Linked DNA regions of Homo sapiens: region 2 is linked to region 1. A link is a loop called in an ENCODE intact Hi-C map of the cell type or tissue named here. Cell type or tissue: chondrocyte. All regions are shown on one strand. Links, peaks and the distances in the headings refer to the core of each region. The heading gives the core; the rest is flanking DNA. Region 1 has its middle 260 kb from the start of LINC03075. Region 2 has its middle 210 kb from the start of LINC03075.

The links. A loop is a pair of places that touch in the nucleus more often than their neighbours do. Peaks named below come from ENCODE experiments on the same cell type or tissue, not always from the same donor. Only the 100,000 strongest peaks of a DNase experiment are listed, where the experiment ranks them.
Region 2: a loop joins it to region 1, with 2.1 times the contacts of the local background. A loop is called at or near these places in 3 of 110 quality-filtered maps.

What each region holds. Positions count from the first base shown.
Region 1 is chr7:63,089,884-63,100,465 of GRCh38, forward strand. No RefSeq gene overlaps it. Among named protein-coding and RNA genes, the nearest start is that of LINC03075, 260 kb to the right of the region's middle. In chondrocyte, for the core only: no CTCF peak of the experiment used is centred there; no DNase peak of the experiment used is centred there.
Region 2 is chr7:63,136,920-63,147,501 of GRCh38, forward strand. It overlaps the pseudogene SEPTIN14P1. Among named protein-coding and RNA genes, the nearest start is that of LINC03075, 210 kb to the right of the region's middle. In chondrocyte, for the core only: no CTCF peak of the experiment used is centred there; a DNase peak (open chromatin) is centred at 6,298.

The DNA.
Region 1 (10,582 bases), core at 1,021-9,020:
GAGCAAGAATTTTTGTATGCAACTGAGTGCAAGTTGTTACTAGTTTAAAATATACAGTTGTAACTTTAAGAGATTTTATGTAATTTACATGGTAACCATAAAGAAAATGCAGATATGCAATAGAAAATAAAAAAGCAAAGCATGTCACTACAAATATCAACAAGACACAAAGGAATACAAAGTAAATAGGGACAAAATAGGCACAAGATTCAAATAAAACAATAAAATAGTAATTGCAAGTTATTTCCTTTCAGAAAATTATTAAAATATTCATGGACTAAACTTCCCAATCAAAACGCAAATATTAAATAAAGGGTTTTTTTTAATTTAAAAAACAAAATCCACCTATGTCATGTCTTCAAGAGACTCACTTCAGATCTAATGATGAAAATAGACAAAGTGGCAGGATGGAAAAAGACACTCCATGCAAATGTTAACCAAACGAGAGGTGGAGAGCTAATTATATTAAGTCAAAAGCTGTCATATTTTATAAAATATAGTTTAAGTCAAAACTCACAAGAGACAAACAAGGACATTATAGTATAATAAAATGGTTCATTCACTGGGAACCTATTTATATCTGCTACCAGGGTTCCCAAATATTTAAAGCAAGCATTGACAGAAATGAATATAACAATGGGAGAGTACTTCAATACTTTCAGTAATGAATAATAAAGCATGACAGAACATTAATAAGGGAACAAAGAACTTGAAAGCAGTGTAAAGCAATTACACCTAAAAGACGTATACAGGACACACCACACAACAGCAGAATCCACAAACTTTTCGAAAGCTCATAAGAAAATTCTCCTGGATACAACACCTTTTATCTCACAAGACAAGTCTTAATCCATGTTTAAACTGGAATCTTACGCATTATTATTTTTGGCCAAATTGTGTGAAACTAAAAATCACTAACAACAGGAAAACAAAAAAAACACAAAATATGAAAATTAAACAATACACTCTTAAGCATGCTCTTGTTCAAAGGTTGGAAGACTGTGAAGATGGCCATACTGACCAAATTGATCTATCTACACATTCAATACGATCCCTTTCAAATTCCAAATTTCACTTTTCCAAAAATTAAAAAACCAACCCTCAAATCATATGGAATATCAAGAAACCACAAAGAGCCTGGCTATTTGTAAAACAAAAACAATATTGGAGGCATCGTGCTTAATGATTTCAAAATACAAAATGAAGGTAGGGTAATCAAAGCACTTTGATACTGGCATAAAAGTAAAATCCTACACCAATAAAACAGAAAACAGCACAGAAAAAAACAGTCACATGTATGGTCAAATGAGTTATTAACACCATGTATTGTGGCATTATTCACAAAAGCCAATAGGTGAAATCAACCCAAACTTCCCTCACCAAATGAATGGATAAATATAATTTGGAATATAAAAATAATGGAATATTTTTATTCTCATTTTAACTCATTTTAACTCGTTTTAACTCAGCTTAAAAAAAAACAAGAAATCTAACATCTACCATAAACATAAATCTTAATGATATTATGTAAAATTTAATGAGCCAGCTGAAAAAAGACAAATACTTTATGAATCCACTTATATGGGATATCTGAAGTAGTTACACTATTGAAAAGAGAAAATAGAATAATGTTTGGAAAGGGCCAGGCAATGGGAAATAGGATTCACCTAGATTGTGTATTAGTTTCACAAGATAAAAACATTCTAGGCTGGGTACGGTGGCTCACACCTGTAATCCCAGCACTTCGGGAGGTCAAGGAAGGCAGATCACATGAGGTCAGGAGTTGAAGACCAGCCTGACCAACATGGTAAAATCCCATCTCTACTAAAAATACAAAAATTAGCCAGGCATGGTGGCACATGCCTGTAATCCCAGCTACTCAGGAGGCTGAGCCAGGAGAATTATCTGAAAAAAAAATCAAAATAACCATCTCAATTATGCTCAATATGTAACATGGGAACACAGACAACTAAGTGTAATCAGGAAAATAAGAACCTGGGAGATTGCAGCAAGCCGAGATTGCACCACTGCACTCCAGCCTGGGCAACAGAATGAGACTCTGTCTCAATGAAATAATATAAAAATAGAAAACATTCTACAGATATGTTGCTAACAGTGTCAATATATGTAACATAAACTAAACTACATAATTTGAAGTAGTTAAGATTGTACATTTTGGGTTGTATTTTAGACAAGTAAAAATAAATAAACATGCAATAGAGTTACAAGTCTTTTCAACACTTACCTCCAAATCACAAAATGTTTCTCTCACATCAAGATAATACATATTCACCAATAAACAGGTGTGGAAATTAAGACAATTTCTATGACTACTCACCGACACAAGAGAAAATAACCAACTATCACCAACCAAAATAACAATTATATACAAATTATTTTTAAAATGCGTGTAATAGTTATACAGGCCAACACAAAGATAATTATAGTGGCAATAGATGTATGGCTGATCTATACTTGACTTCTGCTGTACACTGGCTTAAAGTGTATGAAGTTCAATATTGTCATACAGAATTATATAAATCAAAACAAAAACACAAGTAAAATGAGTTAGGATAGGTTTAGCCTATCCTAAACCATGAGATATCGACAAATAAAACTGCAAAACAAAAATTTAAAACCACATTAACCTGGCCGGGCATGGTGGCTCATGCCTGTAATACCAGCACTTTGGGAGGCCAAAGCAGGCAGATCACCTAATGTCAGGAGTTCGAGGCCAGCCTGGCCAACATGGTGAAACCCTGTCTCTACTAAAAAATACAAAAATTAACTGGGCATGGTGGCCAGCACCTTAATCCCAGCAACTTGAGGGGCAGATGCAGGAGAAATATTTGAACCCGGGAGGCAGAGGTTTCAGTGAGCCGAGATCAAGCCACTCAAGCCTGGGGGAAAAGAGCGAGACTTCTCTCAAATACAAACAAACAAACAAAAAAACCTCTAACCTAAAAAGTCTTGAATAAACATAGTTAACTACTGAATCCTTCTAGATACCTACAGTGTTCAACTATGACTGGGCATCCATAAAGAGCAAATATTTGATTTTATTAAAACTCAACTTTTAGGTTCAAGGGTTACATGTGCAGATTTGTTACATGGGTGTATTGCGTGATGTTGAGGTTTAGGGTAGGATTGATCCCATCAGCCAGGCAGTGAGCATAGTACCCAGCGGGTAGTTTTTCAACCCTTGGCCCACTCCCCGCCCAACCCAGTGGTCTCCAGTGTCTGCTGTTTCCATCTTCACGTGGCACGATCACAGGTTACTGCAGCATTGACCTTCCCAGTTCAAGCGATCCTCCTGCCTCAGTCTCCTGAGTAGCCAGGACTACAGGCATGCACTACTACATACATCTAATTTTTGTATTTTTAGTAGAGACAGGGTTTTGATACATTGTCCAGATTTGCCTCGAACTCCTGGGTTCCAGCAATCCTTTGCCTCAGCCTCCCAAAGTTCTGGGATTACAGGCGTGAGCCACTGCACCTGGCAGAAATTTTTAAATCTGAGGACTGTGAACTACCTCTAAGTTATTAGGCCCACACAGGCACAGGAATTAGGCAGCAGTTATGTCTCACTCCCCTCTTAAACTATGTAATCATTCTGTGAAGCTGCTTGCTCTGTGGAATCTGGACTGACTGATGCAACAGGTGGCTAGAAATTAACCTAAAATTCCACATGCTGGACAACAAAACCCACACCGTGTAGTTCAACAATGTATATTCAATCACTATCAGTGTTATTTCTTGTGCAGTTCATGAGCATCATTCCTCAAGGTGTCACCCAAGAGCTGTGAATCATGGGCCAACCCTTTTGTGTACCAGTGCATAGTAAACCAGTGTGAATTCCAGATAACATTGTATCAGCCCACTTCCTATTATTCTTTTGTCTTTATAAACCTTGTAACAAAGGCTGAATGTGGTTCCTACTTGAGGTTATTTGAGTCTGAGTCTCTCAAGCAGCTGTCCTCACCTTGGCCTCAAGCAAATTCTTTAAAATTCTATTTGGTGGCTGAGCGTGGTTGGCTCACTCCTGTAATCTCAACACTTTGGGAGGTGTAGGTGTGCAGATCGCCTGAGGCCAGGAGTTCAAGACAAACCTGGCCAACATGATGGAACCCCGTCTCCACTAAAAATACAGAAATTATCTGGGCATGGTGGCAGGTGCCTGTAATCCCAGCTACTCAGGAGGCTGAGGCAGGAGAATCACTTGAACCTGGGAGGCAGAGGTTACAGTGAACTGAGATCATGCCACTGCACTCCAGCCTGGGCAACAAGAGTGAAACTCTGTCTCAAAACAAAATTATATTTTGTGCCGTAGCTTTTTTCGTTAGGTCAATATTTCTGGTGCGGTGAGCAAGACTGCAGGATTCAGAGACTCTCTTCCCATCCCCCAACCAACCAACACTCCTAGACTTGGTGCCTGGCCGACCAGAACCTCTTGTGTTCCTCTGGCTCCAAGTACACTGTCAAGGGTAAGGGGTGAGTCCTCCTGAATTTGGGCCTCCTTATTTGTTGGTGAGGTCTAGACTTCAGTTGAGCTGTTCTTTTCAACCCTCCCTTTCTAGAAAATACGTTTCCATCTCCAACCACAGGCAGGAGATTTGGGTTTCAGAATTTAAAAAAAGAAAAAAGAAAGAAAGAAAAACTTCTTTATCTGCCTCATGATAGGAGGTCTGGGGTGTGATGCTGGCAGTCTAACATTGCTGGTTTCACTGTTTTTTTGTTTTTTTTTTTTTGAGATGGAGTCTCACTCTGTCACCCAGACTGGAGTGCCACGGTGCAATCTCGTCTCACTGCAACCTCTGCCTCCCAGTTCAAGTGATTCTTCTGCCTCAGCCTCCCGAGTAGCTGGGATTACAGGCATATGACACCATGCCTGGCTTATTTTTGTATTTTCAGTAGAGATGGAGTTTCACCATGTTGGCCAGGCTGTGGAGTGCAACCTCTGCACTGCACACATCCAAACAACAAAGCATAATATTCTGCCCATTAAGTCAATATCTGTTCTGAATCTTGGGCAGATTGCTTGAGGCCACGTGTTTGAGACCATTTTTTGAGGCATGAGCCACTGCACCTGGTTGTTTCCTCCTGTGCCATTGCACTCTAGCCTGGGCAACAAGAGCGAAACTCTGTCCAAAAAAAAAAAAAAAAAAAAAAAAAGAAAAGAAAAGAAATGGCCTAAGTGACTATTCCTCTACCCTTCCCCCAGATGTACATTGTGTATTTGGTGAAAGTCTGATTAAAGGCCAGGCATGGTGGCTCATGCCTGTAATCCCGCTACTTTGGAAGGCTGAGGCAGGTGGGTCACCTGAGGTCAAGAGTTCAAGATCAGCCTGGCCAAGATGTGAAACCCCATCTCTACTAAAAATACAAAAATTAGCTGGGTGTGATGGCGGTTGCCTGTAATCCCAGCTACTCGGGAGACTATTATTGTTATTGCTGTTATTATTGATATTGTTATTATTAATACCTTGCCAGGCTTTGAGTTTTTATATTTTGTATTCTTAGTAGAGACAGGGTCTTGCTATGTTGCTCAGGCTGGTTTTGAACTCCTGGACTCAAGCGATGCTCCTGCCTCAGCCTCTCAAAGTGCTGGGATTACAGGCGTGAGCCCCCAGGCCTAGCCACTGGAGAATTTATTAAAAATGCAAATTTCTGGACAGCCACGGTGGCTCATACCTGTAATCTCAGCACTTCAGGAGGCTGAGGTGGGCGGATCGCTTGACGGTGGGAGTTTGAGACCACCCTGACCAACATGGTGAAACCCTGTCTCCACTAAAAATACAAAATTACCCAGGCATGGTGGCACATTCTTGTAATCCCAGCTACTCAGTAGGCTGAGGCAGGAGAATCACTTGAACTCGGGAGGCGAAGGTTGCAGTGAGCCGAGATCGCACCACTGCACTCCAGCCTGGGTAACAAGAGTGAAACTCCATCTAAAAATAAAAAATAATAATAATAAAATAAATACAAATTGCTGGGGACCACCCCCAGAATCTCTGATTCAGCCATCCAGAGTGGGGCCTCACATCACATTTCTCAGGAATTCTGAGGTGAGGCTGGTGCTCCTAGTTGGGGGACTAGCTTCAAGAAACACTGCTTTTTTTCTTTTTTTTAAGATGAAGTCTTGCTCTGTCACACAAGCTGGAGTGCAACGGCGCAATCTCTGCTCACCGTAATCTCCATCTCCCGGGTTCAAGCGATCCTCCCACCTCAGCCTCCCAAAGTGCTAGGATTACAGGCATGAGCCACCATGCCTGGCCCATGTCCTGAGGTCTTGCCTGCTGTCTGCCAATGGCAAAATAAACAGCATGATGCTGCTAATGCTCAAAGTGGCCCTGGGCAAGGTGGAGAGGGGAGGCCAGGAAAGCGGTGGGGCTCCAGGGGTCGTACTTTCAGGCAGCACTCATTGGCTGTGTGGATGCCCTCATCATTGGAGTTGAGTTTGAAGGCACCCTGGGCCCATTCCTCAGCCACCTGTATCAGGTAGCAGCAATGCCAGGGGTCAGGTGAGCAGGCATCAGCAGCCAAGGGAGCCCCTGCCCACCCTATCCCTGATGACTGACTGTCCCTGTCCAGGAGCTGAGTCCCGGAAGCACACCTTGGGAGGGGGCATCTGGGGCCCAGCACACCTTCACCCATGAGCCATGTGGGCCACAGGAGTCATTAAAGGATGGAGAGAGGCGGTCATCAAGGCACACAGTTAAACAGCACATGAGAATATACTTAGTTTAACGTGAACTAAGGGGTTCACATTGAACCTATTATGATTCTTAGTCACCAACCAATTCATACTCACCTGTTTTCCCAAGCCGATTCTCTTTTTTTTTTTGAGGGGTTACAGGTGTGGGCCACCACACCCCGGCCGCAGCCAGTCTGTTTTCAGAGATGGTCTTTGGGTTAATGAGAATTCTCCCCCTGCTTACTCGCCAGGCAGTGTGGCGTTCTCAATCCAAGGGGGCTGCGCATAGGGAGATGGGATTTGTTTGCTCAGTTTGGACTCAGCGTTTTTTGCACTTCGATTTAATAGACTTATAAAATGTCAAAGGTTTAAGGGAGCTTAGAGTTCTTCTGGCCCACACCTGGCTGATGAGAATTTCTAGGGGAAGTTTTTTTGAAATGCCAGATCTCTGCATTTTGAGATCCTGATTTAGTAACTCCAGGGTTGGAACCTGAGTTTTCTTTTTCTTTTGTAGAGGCAAGGTCTTCCTCTGTTGCCCTGGCTGGAGTGCAGTGGTGCGATCACAGCTCATTGCAGCCTTGAATTCCTAGGCCCAAGCGATCCTCCTGCCGCAGCCTCCCAAGTAGCAGGTACTCCAGGTGTGCACCACTGTGCCTGGCTAATTTTAAATTTTTTTGTGAGTGAAGCTTCCCTTAATCAATGATGGCACCAAACGGAAAGCAGGAGAGACGGAAGCACAGCTCCTAGACACTTAGAAAATTGCATCCGCCTGAGCGGTATCAGCCCTACAAATCAGTGTTAATTTATCTTCTTCTGTAGAGCTTGGCACAGTGGCCTGGATCACCCAGTGATTCATCTAATATCCCTGTGAGTTTGCCCAGCTTGCAGCTTCACAAATTACACTTGCAGCCTCCTTATCAGGCAAGCTAGGAAATTAAATGTAAATGGCTATGGTGTTGCTAAGAAACATGGCTGCATACACAGACACCTGAAGCTGAGACCATCACACGCCCATTAAAGCATCATTTCCCACTGTGGCTAATGAGGTTTGAATCCTTCAAAGGAAACCTGCTGTTCTTTTTTAAGGTCAGAAAGTGGGGTAACTCGGTTATAAGCAAGAGATAGAATTTCCCTTCCTGGATGCTAGGGGAGTGTGTGTTTATGGGTATATATTGGAGCTCTGTGGTCTCATGGCTAAGTGGTGGGGGTGGGGACTCATGGGCTGGCCACTGGTCTGACTGTATTTCCTACACCCCCACACACCATCCTCACAGGGAGGATGACACATGTCATGCCATGAAACACCTGACCAAGCACAGGTCAAAGCTACCAACACATCCCATTTTGTAGTACCTTGCAAATCTTGTATAGCTGTGAGCTATGATTTATTTCATGTAGGTGTATTGTGGTACTTGGGTCCTAGTGGTTACTTTTCATATCATTATTTTTACCAAGCGTTTTCTCTCCTAAATTCAATCAAAAGCTGCACAATTTCTATCCCCTCTACCACTATTTCCATTCAAGGAAGGAAATGCTGGCCAGATTTAGAGAGTGCCCGTTTCATTTCTTTGGAGGGCCATCATTTGCTTGGTTGCATATGTACTTTTCCTTGGTTGGTTCTTTTTAAATTTTTTTTTTTTTTAGCAATCTTCCTGCCTCAGCCTCCCCAGTAACTGAGACTACAGTCACATGCCACCACACCTGGCTAATTTTTAAAATTTTTTGTAGAGACAAGGTCTCTCATTATGTCGCCCAGGCCAGTCTCCAACTCCTGGGCATAAGTTGTCCTCCTGCCTTGGCTTCCCAAAGCATTGGATTACGGGTGTGAACCACCATGCCTGGCTTAAAATTTTTTGTTAAAAACAAACACACACACTGGCCCAGGCCTACACAGGGTCAGGATCATCCGTATCACTGTCTTCCATCGCCACATCTTGCTCTGCTGGAAAGTCTTCATGGGCAATAAAACTCATGGAGCTGTCATCTCCTATGACAATAATTCTGTAATGGACCCTGATGGACCAGCCTGAGGCTGTTTTACAGTTAACTTTTATTTTAAGTAGAGGTACACTCTACAATAATGATAAAAAGGATAGTATAGTATATATATATATATATATATAATATATGTAAACTAGCAACATAGTCATTTATTATCAAGTATTCTGTACTGTACATGCTATACTTTTATACAACTGTGAACATAGGCTTTTTCTTTTTTAACAACAGCATCACCACAAACACACTAGTCATCCATTGCATTGCCACATTATGGTGGCTCCAGCATCACTAGGTGACAGGAATTTTTCAGCTCCATTATAATCTTATAGGACCACCATTCTATGTACATAAATACGTATTGTATGATCCCAATTTTTAAAAATAGGATCATACAATTTTGTACCCTGTTTTTCCATTTAACATTATATTACAAACATTTCCCCATGTCATTATTCTACATCATCACTTTTATTGCTTATAATTCATAATATGGACACATTCTAATTTATTTAACCAATCCTCTGTTATGTGACAATTAGGTTAATTCCATTTTTTTTGCCATTATAGTCATTGCTGTAATGAACATCCTTGAGGTTTCCTCTTTGCAGCAACATTTTTGAAGCACATTTTTAAGTCTTTGATATTGCTACATTCCTTCTGAAAGGCTGTACATATTTCTAACCAGCTGTGATGGATTCTTCTGATTACAATTTAAAATATATTTGTCAGTTTGATATGCAAAGAATGGGCATCTTTATGTTAATTTTAATATCTTGGATCATGGGAGGTTAAACATTCTCCTTGGGGGTAACTGCTAGAAGGGATATCTTGTGCTCTCCTGCTTCCAGATGGGGGAGGTTAAATGTTGTTAGTTATCACTTAGGAAGATGAAATTGAAGCATGCTGCCAGGAAGCTGAGGGCAGTTAAAGTAGTGGCTATTAGCCTTCAGAGCCCAAAGCCAATCTTCCTGAGCATCAGTTTTCAATCTCCGTGAGTGGGCCTCCTAATCTGGGGGTATCTGGCTTGTGCAGGCCTACAGCAGTGCAGACCTGGGAGGAGTATGCAGTGGGACCCAGGAGGCTTGGGGTGTCATCAGGAGGCATGAGGGGCCTGGCTACCTCAAAGATTGACTTTCTACACCTCCAGGCCTTCCCCTTTCCCTTCTCCTCCATCACGAAGATAATCAGGTATCAGCAGCTTCCACTGGGTTCTGTTGCATCTGCTACCTTCCATTAAGGCACAACTAGAGCACTTGGTGCAGGTGGGAGATTTTGAGTGTGAAGTTTGTGGTGAATCTGTTGAGTGGATGGTTTAGTACTGTCAGTGCTGCTGGGCTGCTCTCATTTCTAGGTGGGGAGAGAGGTCAGAGCAGGGACCTTCCAGTGAGAAGGTCCAGGGACGGATCTGATCACAGGAGGACAATATCACAAAGTGTTTTGCCAGTTTCAATAACTCGGTTTATGAGGAGAAAACGGCGTGAGGATGGTCTGGGAAGCAGTGATGTCAGAAGTCAGGGAGGCAACAGGCAGCGTGTGCTCCTCCCTGGACGGCCCCTTCATCATCCAAACTGGCAGGTGCTCTGGGAAGAGTGGCCTCATTCCCTGGAATGTGGGAAAGAGAGTGGAGGTTTAATGTGTAATTTGCAGTCCTTAGAATCCATTATGGGCATGAATAAGCCCAGAGAGGCTGCGGGCAGGAGAATTAAACACGAATGCTCATCGAGACCGAGGCACTGGAGACTGAGAAGAAGTTCAGTTGCCAACATCTTTCACTTTGGGTATTGACTCTGAAGTCACTTGGCCAAAGCCAAATGAAGTCAGTCAATAAAAAGGGCCCTGGAAGGTAATATAATGCCACAAAGATTTCTCACAATGGAAAAAGCAGGT
Region 2 (10,582 bases), core at 1,456-9,455, 47 kb after region 1:
AGACAAACAAGTGCTGGTAAGGATGTGGAAAAAAGGGAACCCTTGTACACTGTTGGTGGCAATGTAAATTAGGACAGCCATTATGAAAAACAGTATGGAGCTTCTTCAAAAAATTAAAAATAAAACAACTACCATATGATCCAGCAATCACACTACTGGATATATATACCTCCCCAAAATGAAGTCAGTATGTCAGAGAGATACCTACACTACCATTACTCACAAGAGCCAAGATATGGAAGCAATCTAAGTGTCCATGAATGGATGCATGAAGAAAAAATGTGTGGTATATATATGCAATGGAATACTATTCAGCCTTACAAATCAGGAAATCCTATCATTTGCAGCAACATAGATGGAACTAGAGGACTTTACACTAAGTGAATATGCCAAGCACAGAAAGACAAATAGTAAATGATCTCACTAACATATCAAATTTTTAAAAGTTAAACTTATAGAAACAGAGAGTAGAATGCTGGTTACATGAGTTAGGTAGAGGGTATAGTAGGAGAGATGTTAGTCAAAGGATACAAACTTTTAGTTAGATAAGAACAAGTTAAAGAGATCTATTGCACAACATAGTGACTGTGTTAATAACAATATTTTATACTCTTGAAAATTGCTAAGATAGATGTTAAGCTTTCATCACAAAAATAATTGAGATAACACATGTTAATTATATCAATTTAGCCATTCCACAATGTATATGTATTTCAAAACATCATGTTGTACATGATAAGTACATACAATTTTATTTGTCAATTAAGATTAATTAATGAAAAATAATTTGTATGGCTCTCTCCTGTGTTTATCATGTCCAGAAGATTGATAATATATGGTTTATTGTGATTAATACTATGACCAAATTTTATACATCAACATATAGTACAGATATATATTTTATAACACATACTAATATATAATACAACATAATATATATTAAAACATTAAGTTTATATATTAAAACATTAAGTTAAACAAAAGTTTAACAAATTTTAAAATTTTTAATATGTCATTTTTTGAAAAACATCATTTGGGGCTGGGCATGGTGGCTCATGCCTATAATCCCAGCACTTTTAGAGGCCAAGGCAAGTGGATCACCTGAGGTCGGGAGTTTGAGATCAGCCTAATATGGTGAAACCCTGTCTCTACTAAAAATACAAAAATTAGCCAGGTGTGGTGGCAGGCACATGTAATCCCAGCTACTCAGAAGGCTGAGGCAGGAGAATCACTTGAACCTGGGAGGCGGAGGTTGCGGCGAGCCAAGATCGTGGCACTTGCACTCCAGCCTGGGTGACAAGAGAAAAATCTGTCTCAAAAAACAAACAAAAAAACCAAAAATATCATTTGGAAACCAGTACAAGTAGAAATCTTCCATTCCCCAATAATTAGTACCATAACTATATGAACAAGATAATAAATTACTGCTTACTACACTATTCTAACTCATTATGATGCTAAATAATAATATAAATGTCAAAGGTATAATCTTTAGCCAAAGGTAAATTGTACTTTGTTTTAAAAAGTTTATCACTCTTTTTTCTAGTGACCAGTTTAAAATGGTTTCTACATTAGCTAGCAATGAGTTTATGCAACACATCTACACACTAGTATTTTTGCTTCCATTTTGTTTAAAGTGCTTTCCAGCATTCTCAATGTCATAATTTATACAAAGACAGATAATATGCACGTGGCACATTGGGAGCATTGGGATAAACAAAGAGGTTCTTCCCAGCCTCTGGAGATTTTGGCTTAAAGCAGCGTTCAGCAGACTTCTATGAGAATGAGTCATTGTCACAGTAAGCATTAATTTACATAAAACAGAGTTTGCATTCCTCATTAGTAATTGTTAACTTACAGATTAGCAAGAGTTACCAATATTAGCTCAATTTAAAATGTTACTTTGAGACTACAAATGATACACATATATTTAACTTAATCATTCCAGAGTCTGCCCTCCTTCATATTTACCTTGCAAAACTCCCCAAGGGTAGTAACAGCCTCTGACCACCCTTTTTCCAACTTTCACTTCAACCATACTCCCTACCACAGCAAACGGTAACAGTCCCTAGAAAACAAGAATGATATGAATTGAATTCTCTAGCACCAATAAAGCTTACTATATTACTCTCACTCCTGTTATAAAAATGACAGCGATGACAATATTGTAATAAATTTAATTAGGGATCTACCCTGTGTCTCATTTTAAGACTTGACAGTATGCGCTAATTGGTTTCTGTCAGCATCAGTCTCAGGCTGTGCACACAATTGGAAACTGTCTACTAAGCAGAGCCTAAAGCAAGGTATCCTGCTGTAGGAAACACAAAGAAAAAGGATTTTTAGTAGACATCATTTTTCTCACACTATCTTTACCCTGAACCATCTTCACCCTGAACCATCTTTACCCTGAATGTTGAAGAAATAACATGCAAGTAACTTTTAACTCTGGTATAAAAGTTAAAAGACAAAATATTAAAAATCACTACCACTATTATAATAATTGATGGATACAATATAAAATGTATTAATAAGCAATACTCTATATGTCTCAATAAATTATGTTTATTTTTTGAGACAGAGTCTGACCCTGTCACCCAGGCTGGAGTGCAGTGGCATGAGCTTGGCTCACTGCAACCTCCACCTTCCAGGTTTGAGTGATTCTCTTGCCTCAGCCTCCGGAGTAGCTAGGATTACAGGCGCCCGCCACCACAACTAGCTAATTTTTGTATTGTTTAGTAGAGATCGAGTTTCATCATGTTGGCCAGGTTGGTCTTGAACTCCTGACCTCAGGTGATCCGCCCACCTTGGCCTCCCAAAGTGCTGGGATTACAGGTGTGAGCCACATGCCCAGCCAAAAGAATTTTTTAAATTTTACAGTACTTAGCATTTAAATTCAGAAATCTATTTAGTGTTTGAGGTATCTTAAAATAAAGGTGGTGTAAATCATAGGAAAAGAGAAATGGAAGAAATGGAATTAACAGTTAGTTACAGTTACCTGTTACATTCTAGACTCCGTGTGTCAGATCCTGACACTTACACTTCAAGAAAAAAAAACCCTTAATAGAGATGTCATTGATCCCATAGCATAGATAAGTTAACAGTCTCAGGGAAGATGAGTGAATTGTTCAGGATCTTTTGGCTTTTAAGCAGAGAAGCTAGGATGGAAATCTAAATCTATATATATATACTTTCAAAATTTATCATCTTTTGGCTGGGCATGATGTCTCATGCCTATAATCCCAGCACTTTGGGAGGCCAAGGTGGGTGGATCACCTGAGGTCAGGAGTTCAAGACCAGCCTTGCCAACATGATGAAACCCCATCTCTACTAAAAATACAGAAATTAGTTGGGCGTGGTGGTGGGCACCTGTAATCCCAGCTACTCAGGAGGCTGAGGCAGGAGAATTGCTTGAATCCAGGAGGCAGAGGTTGCAGTGAGCTAAGATTGCACCATTGCACTCCAGCCTGAGCAACAAGAGTGAGACTCCATCTCAAAAAAAAATCATCTTTCAAATTTTAAGCTAATATTTTAGGCATTTACTAGCATAAAATATTTACACAAATAAAGAGTTTAGTCATCTTTACTACTGCCCTGATTCTAAAACCAGAGACAATACAGCATTCTGCATCCAAGCCCCATCTACTGTTTTTGAGGCTAAGTCCTTGGCAAGTGCATTTGAGAGTTGGAGGCTCCCTTTTACCACTCAAGACCTACTTGTGAAATAGGGGCCCTTCCTTGTATGCAGAAAACAGAGAAGATGGGGGCCCTGACCAACCTTGCCTAGTTCATGAGGCAGTGGCTCATTGTGTGGGGAAGCAATCCAAAGAACCTCAGACTGCTGCTCCTCCACAATGAGCTCTCAGTTGCCAGAAGTGCCTGAAGCTTCAGGGTCGGGGGGTAACCTGCCATTGTTTCCACCCACAATTCCAGAACCCTGTCTCAGAGATTTTGGCTTGGAGAGGAAACAGGCCAAGAAACAGAGAAAACCCATCCAAAAATTTAAATGTAATCCCAAGGGACCTGAATAGCCAAAAAAATATTGAAAGACCAAAGTTAGAGATCTCACACTTCTAGAATTCAAAACACATTACAAAGGTACAGTAATCAAAATAGTTTGGGAGTAGCATAAAGACAGACATGTAGACCAATGGAATCAAATACAGAGTCCAGGGTTAAACCTCCCTTACCTATTCTTCTGTTGATGGACATTTGGGTTGCTTCCATCTCTCAGCTACTGTGAATAATAATGTGATTTATATGCTTTACAAATATCTAAGTAAGTCTCTACTTTCGATTCTTTCAGATATATACCCAGAAAGAGGATTGTTAGATCATATGGTAATTTTATTTTCAATTTTGGAGAAACCACCTGTATTAGTCTATTTTCATGCTGCTGATCAAGATATACCTGAGACTGGGAAGAAAAAGAGGTTTCATTGGACTTACAGTTCCACGTGGCTGGGGAGGCCTTAAAAGCGTCATGGGAGGTGAATGGCACTTCTTACATGGCAGCGGCAAGAGAAAATTGGAAGAAGCAAAAGCAGAAACCCCTGATACATACATCAGATCTCATGAGACTTATTCACTATCATGAGAATAGCACGGGAAAGACCTGCCCCCCACGTTTTAATTATCTTCCACTGGGTCCCTCCAAAAATACGTGGGAATTCTGGGAGATACAATTCAAGTTGAGATTTGGGTGCAGACACAGCCAAACCATATCACCACCTTACTGTTTTTCATAGTGGTTCTAGATGAGAAAAACTGTAAAACACTATTGAAAAAATCAGGGACAGGCCTGGTGCGGTGGCTCATGCCTGTAATCCTAGCACTTTGGGAGGCTGAGGCAGGTGGATCACCTGAGGTCTGGAGTTCAAAACCAGCCTGGCCAACATGGCGAAACACCATCTCTACTAAAAATACAAAAAAAAAAAAAGGAAACCCTCAGGGACTATCTAAATAAATGGAAAGACATTCCATGTACATGGATAGAAAGACTCAATATTGTCAAGATGACAATTTTCCATAACTTAACCTATGGATTCACCACAATCCCAGTCAAAATTTCACCAAATTATTTTGTGAATAACAAATAATAAATAATATGTAATAACAAACAAATAATAACAAACTAACTCCAAAATTTATATGAAAAGGCAAAAGAACTAGAATAGCCAACACAATACTGAAGAACAACAATTTACTACAAAGCCATAGTAATTAAAACAGCATGGCATGGACAAAATAACAGACAAACAGATCAATGGAACAGAGTAGAGAGCCCAGAAATATGCCTACACAAATAGAGTCAATTGATATTTGACAAAGAAGCAATGGGAATTCAATGGAGAAAAGATATTCTTTTCAACAAATGGTGCTGGAACAGGATATTCACATGCAAAAATAAGAATCTATAAACAGACCTTACGTATTTCACAAAATTAACTCAAATTGGATCATAGACCTAAATGTATAGCATAAAATGATAAAATTCTTACAAGATAATGTAGAGTCCCAATTAGGGAAGGGGAGTCAGGCTTGTGGGAGCAGAGGAAAGAAAAAAAAAAAGCAGATAAGCTACAAGTATGCCTTTCTTCATAATCCAGAACACACAGCCCTCCTGCACAAATAACTCACAATCTTCCTGTGTCTAGGTATCAGTAGACCCTTGGCTGATACAAAAAGTTGCAAGTTAAGTCACTGCCACTGATAGTGGCAGGAGGTGGACAAATGCCTAGGCAGATAGGGGCAAGTTCCCAGGGAAATCCCACCTCCAAGCCAAAGACAGTTTAAAGCCTGAAAGCCAAGCTACAAGTCAAATCCATGGACTGGATTGAGAACCTGTCTTCCTGCTTGGTGCACTTTCCTCAGACTGATCCCCACCCTTCAGCTGTTTTACATATACCTATGCTTCCTAATTTTTTTTTTTTTTACATAGTTGTGCCCACCTTTGGGTGGTGCCTTTGTTTTAACCTTTTTGCATACTCACAAACCAATCAGCACGCACTCCCCTATTCTGAGTCCACAAAAGCCCTGGGCTTAGCCACACAAGGAGAGAAACCACCCCCAGGTCCCCTCTCCACTGAAAGCTGTTCCATCACTCAATAAAATTCCTCTCTGCTTTCCTCATCCTTCAATTGTCAGGGTATCCTCATTCTTCTTGGATGTGGGAAAAAAGCTCATGAATCGCCGATCTCAGGTAGAAGCTATAACACAGGCAGGCTAGGGCATGATAGCCCAGCCGGAGGCTGAGCCACTGTGCAAGCCAGACTGGGCCAAGTGGACGGGGAGCCTCCTGTGTGGCAGGTAGCATGCCCAAGCAAGGCCCAGGTGGGGATGTCACTGGCCAGACGTCCCTGGCTGAGAATGACTGAGGAATCCTGCATCACAACCTTGGCATTATCAGCACCATACAAAGCCCTCTTCAGCATACAGCCTAAGAACTATCCTATACAATCTCCAGCAATCCTTTGTTGGTTTGCAGTCAGCTTCTTTCTTGCAAGCTGCCCATTGCCTCCCTAGCAATGTATGTTTCTACTTTCTTTAATAAATCTACCTTCCTTACCTACAACAAGGTAAATTCTTTCTTTCTTTCTTTCTTTTTTTTTTAAGAGAAAATCTCACTCTGTCACCCAGGCTGGAGTGCAGTTGTGCAATCTTGGCTCATTGCAACCTCTGCCTCAACAAGGTAAATTCTTTTATGCCTGTGCCACCAGTCCAGGTAGTCATCACTACCTCACAACAGATAACATAAAAGGAAATATAGGAGACTTTGGGTTTAGCAATGACTTCATTGATGTAACACTGAAAACATGATCGATGAATAGAAAGAATAGATGAGTTGGACTTCATTAAAACTAAAACTTCTGGGCTGGGTGTGGTGGCTCATGCCTGTAATCCCAGCACTTTGGGAGGCTGAGGCAGGTGGATCACGAGGTTAGGAGTTCGAGACCAGCCTGGCCAACATAGTGAAACCTCGTCTCTATTAAAAATACAAAAATTAGCCAGGCATGGTGATGGGCACCTGTAATTCCAGCTACTCAGGAGGCTGAGGCAGAAGAATTGCTTGAACCTGGGAGGGGGAGGTTGCAGTGAGCCAAGATCACACCATTGCACTCCAGCCTGGGCGACAGAATGAGACTCCATCTCAGAAAAAAACAAAACAAAACACTAAAACTTCTGGTAGTCAAAGACACTGTTAAAGATAACAAGATAAGCCGCAGACTGAGAGAAAATCTCTGTAAAACACACACTTGATAAAGGACTGATGTCCAAAATATACAAAGAACTCTTAGAACTCAACAACAAGAAAATGAACAACCCGATTAAAAATGGGCACAAGATCCAAATAGCCACCTCAACAAAAAAGATATTCAGATAACAAATTAAGATGTAAAAAAGGTCCCAGCTACTCGGAGAGGCTGAGGCAGGAGAATGGCGTGAACCCGGGAGGCAGAGCTTGAAGTGAGCCGAGATCGAGCCACTGCACTCCAGCCTGGGTGACAGAGTGAGACTCTGTCTCAAAAAAAAAAAATACTGGTGGACAGTGGTGAATAATAGTTTTATATTCCTTTAAAAAATAAGAAAATGGTTGAACTAGTTTACAGTCCCACCAACAGTGTAAAAGTGTTCCTGTTTCTCCACATCCTCTCCAGCACCTGTTGTTTCCTGACTTTTTAATGATTGCCATTCTAACTGGTGTGAGATGGTATCTCATGTGGTTTTGATTTGCATTTCTCTGATGGCCAGTGATGGTGAGCATTTTTTCATGTACAAAAAAACAAACACCGCATATTCTCACTCATAGGTGGGAATTGAACAATGAGAACACATGGACACAGCAGGGGAACATCACAGTCTGGGGACTGTTGTGGGGTGGGGGGTGGGGGGAGGGGGGAGGGATAGCATTGGGAGATATGCCTAATGCTAGATGACGAGTTAGTGGGTGCAGCACACCAGCATGGCACATGTATACGTATGTAACTAACCTGCACATTGTGCACATGTACCCTAAAACTTAAAGTGTAATAATAATTAATTAATTAAAAAAATAAGAAAATGGATAAATTCCTGGAAACATAAAACCTCTTAAGACTGAACCAGGAAAAAATAGATACCCAAAATAAACCAATAACAAGCAATAAAATTGACTGAGTAATAACGTAATTTCAAACAAAAAAAAAAAAAAAACAAGAACAGATGGGTTTACAGCCAAATTTTGCCAGAAGTACAACGAAGAGCTGGTATCAATCTTACTGAAACTGTTCCAAAAATTTATGGAATTTTTGGATTGGAAGATAAATATCATTACAAAGACCTTACTAACCAAAGCAATCTACAGATTCAACACAATTCCTATCAAATTACCAACATCATTTTTCATAGGACTAGAAAAAGCGATCCTAAATATCATATGAAACCAAAAAAGCATCTAAATAGCCAAAGTAATCCTAAGCAAAAAGAACCAAGTCAGGGGCATCATGTGTCTGACTTCAAATTATACTATAGTGCTAATGCTATATACTAAATAAAACAGTATGGCATTGGTACAAAAATAGATAGATTAATGGAACGGAATAGAGAGTTCATTGTTAGGAAGGATACAGCTAAAAAAAGGACAAAAAATTGTGAAAGAAAAGAGAATAAAGAACCAGTAATAAAGCCACATGCCTACAACCAAGTGATCTTTGACAAAGTTGGCAAAAATAAACCATGGGGAAAGGGCATTCTATTCAATCAATGGTGCTGGGAAAATTGGCTACCCATAGGCAAAAGAATGAAACTGAATCCCCATCTCTTATCATACACAAACTTTAACTCAAGATGCATTAACGACTTAAATGAAAGACCAGAAGCTATAAAAATCCTAGAAGAAAATTTAGGAAAAACTCTTCTAGATATTGGCCTAGACAAATAATTCATAAATTAGACCTGAAAAGCAAATGCAACAAAACCAAATATACACAAATGGGACTTAAACTAAAGAGCACAGCAAAAGAAATAATCAACAGAGTAAACAGATAACCTACACAATAGGAACAAAATATTTGCATCTGACAAAGGACTAATATCCAGAATCTACAAAGAACACAAACAACTCAACATCAACAAAGAATAAATAACCCCATTAAAAAGACTGCAAAGGATATAAACAGACATTTCTCAAAAGAAGACATACAAGTGGCCACCAAACATATGAAAAATTGCTCAACATCACCAATCATCAGAGAAATGCAAATTAAAACCACAATAAAGGCCGGGCACAGTGACTCATACCTGTAGTCCCGGCACTTTGGGAGGCCAAGGTGAGTGGATCACCTGAGGTCAGGAGCTCAAGACCAGCCTGACCAATATGGTTAAACCCCATCTCTACTAAAAATACAAAAATTAGTTGGGCGTGATGGTGGGTGCCTGTAATCCCAGCTACTTGGGAAGCTGAGGCAGGAGAATCCCTTGAACCCAGGAGGTGGAGGTTGCAGTGAGCCAAGATCACACCACTGAACTCCAGCCTGAGTGACAGAGTGAGACTCTGACTCAAACACACACACACACACACACACACACACACACACACACACAATAAGATATCATCTTACATAGTCAGAATGGCTATTATTACAAACACAACAGATGTTGGTGTGGATGCAGAGAATAATGAATGCTTATTCACTGCTGGTGGGACTATAAATTTGCACAACCTCTATGAAAAACAATATAGAGATTTCTCAAAGCACTAAAAATAGAGCTACCATTTGACACAGTGATTATACTACTAGGCATCTACCTGAAAGAAAATATTATATAAAAAAGTCACTTTCACTCATATGTGTATTACATTCCTACTCATAATAGTAAAGTCATGGAATTAACCTAAATGTCCATTAACAGTGGACTGGATTTTTTAAATGTGGTATATATATACCATGGAATACCACACAGCCATTAAAAAAAATGAAATCATGCTCTGTGCAGTAACATGGATGGAGCTGGGGGCCATTATCCTAAGTGAAAATAACTCAGAAACAGAAAATCAAATACCACATGTTCTCACTTATAAGCAGGAGCTAAACAATGAGTACACAAGGACATAAAGATGGAAACAGTAGATAGTGAGACTCCAAAAGGGAGAGATTGGGAGGGGGCTGATGGTCAAAAAATTATCTATTAATAGTGAGATGTGATCACACCACTGCACACCAGCCAGGGCAACAGAGCAAGACTGTATCTCAAAAAAAAAAAAAAAAAGATCTGTTGGGTAAAATGTTTTACTATCTCAGGGATAGGTACACTAGACACCAAACCTCACCATTATGCAATATATCTATTTGATAAATGTGCACATACACCCTCTGAATCCAAAATAAAAAAACAAAGGAAGTTTATAGTAGCAAACACTTACATCCTTTTTAAAAAGATCTTGCCCACAAGTGGTGGCTCACACCTGTAATCCCAGCATTTTGGGAGGCTGAGGCAGGCGGATTGGCTGAGGTCAGGAGTTTGAGACCAGGCTGGCTAACATGGTGAAATCCCATCTCTACTAAAAATACAAAAAAAATTAGCAGGGTATGGTGGCGCACACCTG